2 separate regions of the Homo sapiens genome follow, and region 2 is linked to region 1. A link is a loop called in an ENCODE intact Hi-C map of the cell type or tissue named here. Cell type or tissue: CD14-positive monocyte. All regions are shown on one strand. Each heading gives the region's core, and the rest is flanking DNA. Links, peaks and the distances in the headings are about the cores only. Region 1 overlaps SEMA4D (semaphorin 4D). Region 2 overlaps SECISBP2 (SECIS binding protein 2).

What was found. Hi-C counts contacts between places; a loop is a spot of excess contacts. Peaks named below come from ENCODE experiments on the same cell type or tissue, not always from the same donor. Only the 100,000 strongest peaks of a DNase experiment are listed, where the experiment ranks them.
Region 2: a loop joins it to region 1, with 7 times the contacts of the local background. A loop is called at or near these places in 4 of 110 quality-filtered maps.

The regions. Positions count from the first base shown.
Region 1 is chr9:89,398,148-89,403,520 of GRCh38, reverse strand. It overlaps SEMA4D (semaphorin 4D), which reads left to right. Exons shown (of 16, transcript NM_001371194.2): 4 at 505-650; 5 at 4,183-4,245. Among named protein-coding and RNA genes, the nearest start is that of SECISBP2, 82 kb to the right of the region's middle. In CD14-positive monocyte, for the core only: no CTCF peak of the experiment used is centred there; DNase peaks (open chromatin) are centred at 1,650, 2,890, 3,390 and 4,670; H3K4me3 peaks cover 1,726 bases; H3K27ac peaks cover 4,363 bases.
Region 2 is chr9:89,346,755-89,352,127 of GRCh38, reverse strand. It overlaps SECISBP2 (SECIS binding protein 2), which reads right to left. Exons shown (of 17, transcript NM_024077.5): 11 at 5,080-5,246; 12 at 3,914-4,049; 13 at 2,199-2,352; 14 at 1,276-1,496. Among named protein-coding and RNA genes, the nearest start is that of SECISBP2, 31 kb to the right of the region's middle. In CD14-positive monocyte, for the core only: no CTCF peak of the experiment used is centred there; no DNase peak of the experiment used is centred there; H3K4me3 peaks cover 112 bases; H3K27ac peaks cover 1,972 bases.

The DNA of each region.
Region 1 (5,373 bases), core at 324-5,323:
ATGGATATATTCTCCAAAAGAAATTTTGTGAAGATTTTGAAGTAAAACATTCTTTTCCTGAATAAGAAAATCCTAAGTCATTGTATTCCTGTACACCTAATCTGTGGATGACAAGGCATGTAGACCAGAGTTGGGTGGGCAGAGGGTGGGAGCCATCACAGGAAGCATCTGGCAGAGCAGGGTTTGGGATTCTGGGATCTGAGGGAGCAGGAAGGGATGTCCGACTCACAGCTTCAAAGTGAGCACACTGGCTCCGGGCTTGAGCTCTAGGGCTGTGAGTGGTTCCCATGAGCACACCTGATGGCTACACTGTGGGTCTGGCGTTGACTGAGGCCACCTCCACTGTAGCAGTGCCTGTTGCAGCAACACATGGCCCTCGAGACATGACTGCACCCAGACGTGCTCATTGTCACTGAGACAGGGACCTAGGATGTGCTCAGGTTTAAAAATGCTTCCATCGCTCTTTTCTTCCTCCCACTCTGACCCTGCCCTTGCATCCCACAGAGGTGCACCTGGTGCAGTTTCATGAGCCAGACATCTACAACTACTCAGCCTTGCTGCTGAGCGAGGACAAGGACACCTTGTACATAGGTGCCCGGGAGGCGGTCTTCGCTGTGAACGCACTCAACATCTCCGAGAAGCAGCATGAGGTACGTCCTGGGCTCCCCTGCATGTCCACATAGCCCAGCTTGAGTGGGCAGCCTCTCCTGGCCCCACTGTGGGGCTGGGGGCTGACTTACCTGGAGCCTCCATTCTGTAGCTGTGACCATGCAGCCCCATCTTTGGGTGTCCACCAGCAGTTCACCCGGGGACCACCCTCTTTGCTTTTTTTTTTTTTGAACTTTTTATTATGAAAAAATCTCAAACATACCTATGAGCAGAGACAGCTATGCCATGAGCCCTGTGCCCACTGCAGCTTATGCAAGGCCGGGTGTTCAGTCTTGCCTACAGTACCCTCCACCTCCTGGGGCATTGAGGCAGATCCCGACACCACATTCTTCATCTGGGTATCTCTTACTGGAAAGGGCCCCTTGTCGTGCAAATAATCAAAAATAGCTTCTCCAAAATTTATATCATCATACATTCAGCCAGTGTTCATATTTCACCGACTCTTGTGGATGATGCTTGTTTAGTTGGTTCAAACGTTTAGTTTGAATCAGGTTGCAACCACGCTGTCCCAATCCATTGCAGCTGGTCACCCTGTCCATTCAGTCTCCGCTTCTAGGAGCCAGCCTCGGTTTCCTTCCTGAGAAAGCTACTCTGCACAGCCCATCCCATGTCCCACTCTTCACATTGCTCCTGATTCCTCGGTGTCTTTAAACATTTTAAAAAATCAAACCGAATTTAAAATTTGATTGTAGCTCACTGCAGCCTCAAACTCCTGGGCTCAAGTGATCCTCTTGCCTCAGCCTCCTGAGTAGCTGGGACTGTAAGTATGTGCCACCACACCCAGCCCCACTCATGGTGTCTTTAGCATGCACCTCTGTCTTCACATCCCCAGCTGGGTGTCAGATCCAGGCTCATCCCTCTCAGGGCTGTGAGGCGGGCTTCTCCATGGAGGCAGGTGTTCCTCCTCCTCAGTCTCGGTGGCCTTTGACCAGCGAAGTCTAGATGCTCTTCTCATCAAAGATTGCAAAACGCAATGTTCTGATTCTACCTCTCCTTCTCTACTTGTTAGCTGGAAATCGTATAAAAGGGGAAGTGCCCATCACCAGCTATTTTGGTCCGTAGAGGTCCCATTTCCTTTGGGAAATGCAGAATCGATGCTTGGAATCTTTGCCTTTATTTACCAGTTTTCAGAATAATGAGTTAATGAGTCAGTTTCCCCTCTGAAGGGCAAGAGTGAGTTTTTTGATTGATTTTTAGTGTCACAATGAAGTCATAGATTTAAAGATATTTGCTCTTCTTTGACCCATCACAGTGAAACACCTACCTCATGCTCAAATCGTCGCATCCATGGTCAACAGCAGCCTGTTTGGGTTGGCTCCTGAGACCTCGCGGTGTGGGGTTAGTTTTCTTGCTCTCTGGAATCTGTTCCAGGTTCACGCTGGACATTTTCTGCCCAGATCTCTTTTTGTTTTCATCTCCAGGGTCTAGCTTATTTCTCAATTTCTGTTTGACACATAAATGAGCTCTGAGCATTATGCTCTGAAAACAAGTATTTGGCTGGGTGCTGTGGCTCACGCATGTTATCCTAACACTGTGGGAGGTCGAGGTAGGCGGATTACTTGAGCTCAAGAGTTTGAGACCAGCCTGGGCAACATGGCGAAACCCTTTCTCTACAAAAACTGCAAAAAATAGCCAGGTGTGGTGGCTCAGGTCTTGGGAGTCTGAGGTGCTTGGAAGTCTGAAGTGGGAGGATCACTTGAGCCCAGGAGGTCGAGGCTGCAGTGAGCTGAGATCATGCCACTGCAGTCCAGCCTGGGCAACAGAGCGAGACCCTGTCTCAAAAAAACAAAAACAAAGTATTCAGCACTGTGAGGCACTCTGAGCAGAAAGATGTGGTGGTCTCACCTCACTCAGCTCTTACTCTTCGCGTGTCTGTTAAATTCTCTTCCTCTGAGCGCCTTCCTGACCACACAGGCTCACACTCGGTCTTGGGGGAATTGTGGACAGTGTGTTTGTGCTGGCCCCACAGGTGTTCAGTGAGAGCCAGACATTGCTCTGTTAATGACACCATGGTGGTCCCTCGGGGTTGGGGAGAGGCTTGGGGACCTCTTATACTTAAAAGAAAAAAATAAAGAGACCCCCGCCAAGCATCAGTGAAAATCCCTGCAAACGTGATCAAGAGTCTGTTGAAGTGTACGTTCCCTTGTCCTTATGCATTTCATGCGAGTTGACGAAATCATCTGTACTTTAAATGCTGAAGGAAGTGGCTATTTTAAATGAGACTCTGTTCCGCTTTTGTGTGCCCCTATCAGGACTTCCATTTCTATGAAATGACACTCCCTTAGTACTGTGTCTGCAGCCTGGGTGCTGTTCAGGAACTCACAGAGTTAGTTAGAAACCTAAAGTGGGGTTCCTCTCCTCATACTCTCCCTCCTAGAAGCCCTGTGTGCTTCCTAACCTCTGAGTCCTGACACCTGCTACAAGCCTTTTGGTGGAGAAAAATACATTGTTACTGGTTTCTTTTGCATCAGTTATGGAACATCACAGAGAGAGGGGGCATTTTGGGGAAGGTGAGGCAGAGATAGATATAGAAACCTTCCCTTTTGTCTTATGTTGCTTTCTATTCTGTGGGGGCTTTGGAGGGCAAGGGGCTAAGGCCCCCACCCCCTGGAAGTTTCTGATCACGAATTGTCCCTGGTTTGAAAGAAGAGGTGGTAGGAACATGGATCTTACTAAGATGGTGCCTGAGCTGAGCTGGTGGTGTTAGTTCATCACTTCCTCCTGCTGCCAACATGCAAGTTTAAGGAATCGTAAATCTCCCTTTCTACTGATACAGTGAATATTGTGGCTTTTTTTTTTAAACTGGACTGTAGAGTCACTTTTTTTTTTTTTTTTTTTTTTTTTTGAGACGGAGTCTTACTCTGTTGCCCAGGCACACGAGGCTGGAGTGCAGTGGTGCGATCTCGGCTTACTGCAACCTTCGCCTCCCGGGTTCAAGAGATTCTCCTGCCTCAGCCTCTCGAGTAGCTGGGATTACAGGCGCCCGCCACCACTCCCAGATAATTTTTGTATTTTTAGTAAAGATGGAGTTTCACCATGTTGGCCAGGCTGGTCTGGAACTCCTGACCTCAGGTGATCCGCCTGCCTCAGCCTCCCAAAGTGCTGGGATCACAGGTGTGAGCCACTGCGCCCGGCCTGTAGAGTCACTTTGAATGGATGGAAAAAAGCCCACTTTGATGTTTGAAAATACTTATGGTTTAGGTTTTTGAAAAATAATTTAATTTTCTCCACTTTCACGAGTTTGATTTTTGCTGCTGTTTTATGGTGAGTGATGGAACTTTTGGAGCTGGTCTTCCAGACTCCACTGGTTTCAGGATAAGGATCACAGTGAGGATGTTCATGAAGGCCCCAGGCTGCTCCCCTGCTCTCTGAACCTCCCTTGCAGTCTGAGAATTGATCATCTCAGGAGAAACCTCTAGGCTCTAAACTCTATCATGTGCTTTTAAAATTGTGCATTTTTATACTAGTATCTCTTTAAAAGAATATGCACTGATATGGACTCTATCCCAACAGGTGTATTGGAAGGTCTCAGAAGACAAAAAAGCAAAATGTGCAGAAAAGGGGAAATCAAAACAGGTAAATTTCTTTTGCAAGCTACAAAGAATCCCATTCAAGTATTTCTTGGTTGTTTTAATCTACTGAATGCCAGCATGCCTGCAGTGCAGGCCAGCCTTTTCTCCAGGCTCTGTTCATTCTGCTGGGCTTGGTTTTGTTGTGATGCGTCTTGGAGCTCATCCCTCTATTCCTGAGTATCAGGATTGGGTTTCTCAAAGCAGGTGCCAAACATATTTGGCCTTTGAGAAATACTTTTTTAAAGTTTATATGAATTGAATGTATTCAGATGGCCTGAAACTTTGACTACAGAACACTGGTGAATAGTGAAGCCCACTGGTGAATAGTGCAGAAATTCAGGGTTTGTTCTGCCTCCTTGCACCCAGAGGCCTTAGGCTTGGAGGAGTTGCTAGTCATGCAGTTTTTCTCAACCCCTTCGTTGGACTTGCGACAGAGATGCCCCATTTATTCGGCCTGCTGTGCTCAACCTCTTGCAGGAGGGAGCACATGAGTGAGCAAGTGTGGGATCTGGCCAGCTGTTTTGGGTGCCAGCAGGAGCAGGCTTTGTGTGAGCCCTGAGGGTGGCACCCAGGTTGGGGTGCCTGTGACCCCCGCAGCCCCAGAGGGTGCGTTACAGTGCTCTCTTATCTCTGTTCTCCATGGACAGTGGTGTGTTATAAGCTCAGTGGGCCCCTTTTCTCATTGTGTGGGACAGCTGTCCTCTGCCAGTGAGGGCAAAGGGCCAGTATGACAGCCTTTTTTGGGTACACACACTCAGGGTCCTGAGCTCTTGTCCGGCATCCAAGAAGAATGAGGTTGCATGGACACTTAAAGGATGGTGGAGTCAGAGAATTTTGTTTAGTGTTGGAAGTGGCTCTCAGCGGAGATGGGAGCTTGAGAGGGAACAGGACGAGCAAATAATCTTCCCTGAAGTCTGGCCAGCTCTGGCCGGCTCTTCTCCAAAGTTAAGCCATTTCTCCAAAATCCAGCCATCCCTCTGAAGTCAAGTCACCTCTCTCTAGTCCAGCACCTTCTCTTCTCTATCAACTGAGTCTGGGCTCTTATAGGCACAGGATGAGGGCAGGGTGGGCTGTGGGTAGTTTCGGAAAAGGCAACATCTGATTGTAAAAAGATGTTCAGAAAGAACCAATC
Region 2 (5,373 bases), core at 274-5,273, 51 kb after region 1:
ATACATTAGGGGAAGTAACAGCAAAGCCCTTTTGCTCTATTGGGAAGATGACAAATACTTAAAACTGAAAACATGTGAAGCAGTTGCTCACAAGCCTCTTACATGGAGATATGGAGGAAATATCCCACAGTGTGGCTAACAGCTGACAGGTGGAGTTGCTAGGAAAGGAAGGGAGCCCAAGCCTGCCCCTCCCTTAACAAACCCTATAGGACTACTTGACCCTTTAGCTGTGGACATGTACAACACTGACAAAAACAGCCAGGGAAGCATGTGGCCTGTCCTCTCCAATGACCTGGAAAGGCCTCTGGGCACACAATCAGATGAGTGGGTCACTGAGATCCCTTCTGTCATATTCTGGTCAGCGGTGATGCTGGACCCGTACCAAGTTAGGACAGGGACGAGCTGCTGGCTGGGGGCCTCGGACATGTCACAAAACTTCCAGGCTTTAGATATGAAATGGTAACTGGGAAACATCATCTTTGAGGGTTCAGCCCCAGGATGTGGATGCATTATCTCAAAGTGGGACTCCGTAAAGCTGAATTTGACACTGCAGGAGAAAGGAATGAGGCCAGGGAGGGGCTTGTGAGTGTTCCCTAGCCTAGATGGAGATGAAGGACAGGTGTCCATGAGCAATGCCACTCTGCTCTTATCAGTTCTCCTATTGCTCAATTCGAGGACACAACACAGGCAAGTCCTCCAGGAGCCAAGACAGCACAAGCACAGGGTAAACATGAGATGTCACAGGTGAGGGTTCACTGTTACCTGACCCAGCATATCACATCCAACAAAACAAAAACACACATTCCAGTTTAAGTAAAATGGCAAAGTATTTAGACAAAGCCACATCTGTAACAAGCAAACAGATGAGTCAACCACAGACTGAACAACAAAATGTCAAGTAGATGAAAGCCCTAGGTAGGTACTGCCTGGCTGCCAGGCACAGCATCTCTGTGGTGCAAGTGACCAGTGACAATCCCAGCCCCAGGGCAGTGGCCTGCACAACAGAGGCAGGTCTTTCCCTGATGCCAGAGGCCTGTGTGGGCTGGCTGGCCTCCCAGCGTGCAGGATCACAGGACCCACCTGCCCTACAGAGGGTAAGGCACTTGGTAATGGTCAATGCAGTTGGGAAACAGTTACTCAATAAAAACAAAAACCACAAAGAAAACGAGTTGTCAAGACCTGTGGCATGGGCCGCTGAGGTGTGTGGCAAACACGAGGGCACACTAGGCACTCATGCAGGGGCCCACATATCACAGGACCACACTGTGCCTTTACCTTTTGACTGTATCTTCTCACAGTTGGGAGAAATAATGACACATTTCAGTTTTTTGAGCTTCAGGTGTTTGAGAACCTCCCTCAACCCCAACACAAGTCGACGTTTAGTCTTGGCCTTGACTGGATCTTTCTGGTACATACGGTCTTGGAAACGGACCAGTTCTTTGAGTAGGTCGGTAACACAAGCATCCACTTCTTTACTAAGCATCTGGCTGCAGTAACTGAAAGAAACATCAGACATCAGGAATTGTGCCACTGGCTGTGACACTGCAGCACTGCTCCCATCCCACCCCAGGGAGAAGAGACGTAGACTGCATCAGACAAAAAGTCACGTTTCAACAAGTACTACTAACCAGAACTGTGGAATTCCTGATGATTTAATTTTATGAAAGGTAAATACTGGGGCATCTTCCCCCATTCCCAACTACAAGGGACAAATTTCTCTGGGCCCTGCCCAACCATAGTTTGCCACAGGTCCCCATCTCAGCCACTACCCCGTGCATCTCCCTGTCATAAAGACAAATACCGGGAGACTATCCTGGAAGAAAAGTGGGCAGGGGAGAAGGCAGAGTGAGCACACAAGGTTAAAGGAATCCTGCTGCCTAAGACATTACACAGAGATTAAACCATGAAAAGGGGCCCAAAGATGATGCACGGTCACTTCACTATCCACTCCCGACTGCAAACCTGGACTGAGGGCCCCTCTTCCATCATTAATACAAGAACCTCAGTAGAAGCAGAATCAGACACAACGATTAGGCTCTCCCTGAATGCGTGTAACCAGGTACCCAGCTTCTTTCAACCATGAGGTTTTTAAAGCACAGTGTGGCCCAGCAACAAGGATTTATGGGAGATATCAATGCCATACTGAACCGAAGCACTTCCATCTTCCCCTAGTCCCTGGCAGGCAGGGGCTCACTCACTCCCTGAATCTGCGGCTGTGGATCTTAGGGAAGGTGGTGTGATTGGGAGCAAGGTGGGAGGCCTCTGTGTCCCTCTGGAGCTCTGTGCCTGGTGGCTCTTCAGACTTGTCCTCAACCGAAGGAGTGGAGATCAGTTCGTCCATCCCCTCTGGCCCTTCATGGAGGAAAAAGGCATCATCAGATATCTGTGAGGCCCAGTGCACACACTGAGGGGCTGGCCCAATGCAGTCTCACCGATGCAACCAGACCCCTGCACACAACCACCACATTCACAGACAACATGCAGAGAGGTTTACAGAAGGCAGAAAAAACAGACGAGGATGCCTGGGGAAAACAGAAAAGCTGGTGGAGGCAGTCATGCCTGGAGGTGTGCCTCCCCTCAATTTACTTATACATTCATTTTTATTATGGTAAAATATACATCAATATTACCATTTTAACCACTTTTAAGTGTGCAGTTCAGTGGCCAAATTTATTTTTTGATTTTGAAGAATCTCTTATCAGGGAGCTTTAAAAAACAGGATTTTAGTTCTAAGTTTTTTCTCAAATGCTTGAGACCATTTCTTTTTGAAATAATCCTTTAGAAAGAGCTGAACTCCAACATCTAAACTATGAGAAACTCAAGAGGTGTGTTTAGTTTAAACACACCAGATCTGATGCAGTGATAGCTTACTGTCCCCAACTAGTTACTTCTACCGACTATCAAAATGCAATTGCAGTAACAGATCACCAAATGAAGGAATGAAAAAACATATACCACACCCACAAGAATGGCAAGGTTGAAAAACATAGTGCCCCGTGGGCTGGTAGAGATGGGGAGCACCTGCAACTCTCAGCCTCCCTGGGGCTGTAACTGGTAGAACAGTCAGAAACCCATTGGGCAGGAGCTACTAAAGCAATTCTGCTCCCAGGTAATGCCCCACAGGAACGAGTGCTTGTGTCCTTTAAGACACATACAACACTGTCCGCAGCAACCCTGTTTCTAATTACCCAAACTGGAAAATGCCTGAATGCCCATCCGCAACCCTGTACATTCGTCCAACCGAATTTTACACAGTAATGAAAATAAACGGCATCTCCATGTTGCCAGCAAGGCTGAAGGAAAGGGGACAAAGAGAGCAGCACGTAACACACAGTTGCACTAGAGCCACAGCCACAGCCCCTGGTGGGGTTGCCATGGGGCAGGGTCTCCTGGGGGAGGCCTCTGACAAGAGGGCACAAGCAATTGCTGGGCTGTGTTTTGCTTCTTGATCTGAATGCGGCGGTCACTGTGAAAAGTCTTCAAGCTGTACACTGATATTTGTGCACTTTTCTGAATGTATAACTGAATATGAAGTTTCCTTAAAAACACACAATTGTGTTCACGCCCCCACGTCTCCAATACTTGCTGGTAAGCAGCTGTGCAGCTAGCGGTGTTAATTCTCATGACCACTTCAAGTTAGAGGACCATCCAGCATCACACAGATCAAACCTGGTGGGAAGGGAGGATCCTCACCTCTGTCCCTCACAGACCCCAGAACCAGAGGGACTAGAAACACTCCCCCCATCTGTGGGGACCTCCCTTCCCTGTAAAGCTGGGAGCTCAATGCTGACCCACTTTCACCACAAAAGGAAGAGGAGTCAGCCAAGTCCTGGAGAGTTTGCTCAGCATAGCTCATCCTTTTCATAGTTGCTCTCGTTTAAATTATTCTTAAGGCACAAAGAGAAGTTGGTACCTGACAGCTCTGCCTGCTCGGGAAACTGGTCATCACCACCACTCTCTCCATCTTGTGTGTCATCACTGGTAAAAGCTGGACTCACAGCATTTTCTTGGAGACGCTGCTTTCTCTCTTGCCGTTCTTTCAAAATAATCTTAAAAATTAAATAAACAATTAAAATGCCTAAATACTTGTACTTAAAAGATAAGCTCTTCTGCAAATTAAACTGCCCAAGTTCAACTTTTTGGCAATGTGCCTCTTAGTGCCCTGAGAGCAGCCAAGTGCTCCCCAGACTCCAGGGAGCTCACCCAACCCTCCCCGCTGGTTTTGGAGGGGCACGTTCCTCCCAAGGTATGCAGAGCAGCCACAGGGGAGAGCCCTGAGCTCTAAAGACAATTCTGCAGCTCAGCACTTGCCTGAGCACCTACACCACAGGCTGCTGTAAGAATTCACCGGAGGGAGGCTGGGCGTGATGGCTCATGCCTGCAATCCCAGCACTTTGGGAGGTGCATCACCTGAGGTCAGGAGTTTGAGACTAGCCTGGCCAACATGGTGATGAGACCTCGTCTCTACTAAAAATACAAAAATTAGCTGGGCATGATGGCACACGCCTGTAATCCCAGCTACTCGGGAGGCTGAGGCAGGAGAATTGCTTGAACCCGGGAGGTGGAGGTTGAGGTTGCAGTGAGCCGAGATCGCTCTATTGCACTCCAGCCTGGGCGACAAGAGCAAAACTCCGTCTCAAAAAAAAAAAAAAAAAAAAAAAAGAATTCACCGGAGGAGCCTGTGACTGTCCTTCTGGAAGGTGTGCAAGAAGTGTGCATTATTCACTGACTCTCAACATCAGAAATATCAGCTAGGGTAGGATGAAGGGGGATCATAAGAAGAAGAAAAATGCAACTCCTCCCATTTCTGGTTTTCTGTCCATCCATTGCAAAGTTGAAAAAATAAAACATGTTCCTTTCCTCTCAGGTAGCTAAAGCATTCCCCACATCACATGTCCCTGACGTGTCACACTGGGAGGGTGAGGGATCATTTGTTGGAGTATCATTAACACGTTTTACTACAACATATTCAAGTAATACAAGTCGTAAAATCTAAAAATCTAAGAGCTGGGAGAATAACTATGGAAATGTGAGACTAAGTTTTCTAGTGCCTCACTTCGGCTGAAACACCCCACATACCTTCTTCAGTGAGGTTGGCTTCTTGGCCTTGGGGATCTCCCTCTGCTTCCCTTTCTTCATCAGTGGGGCGCTGGAGTCCAAGGGATTGTGCGGGGTCTTCATTTGACTCATGCGGCGGCCTCTCTCCCCTGATGCACATTCTTTGGAAAGGACTGGCACTGCTCCAACTGAAACGCAGTGGGACAAAGCCCTCACGGTCACCTCCCAGATGCCCCACCCAGCTCTTGGATCGCAGCTCGCCCAGGGGCTGCCTCAGGGTATCTGAAGGAGTTTGCCAAGTCACCCCCAGCTTGT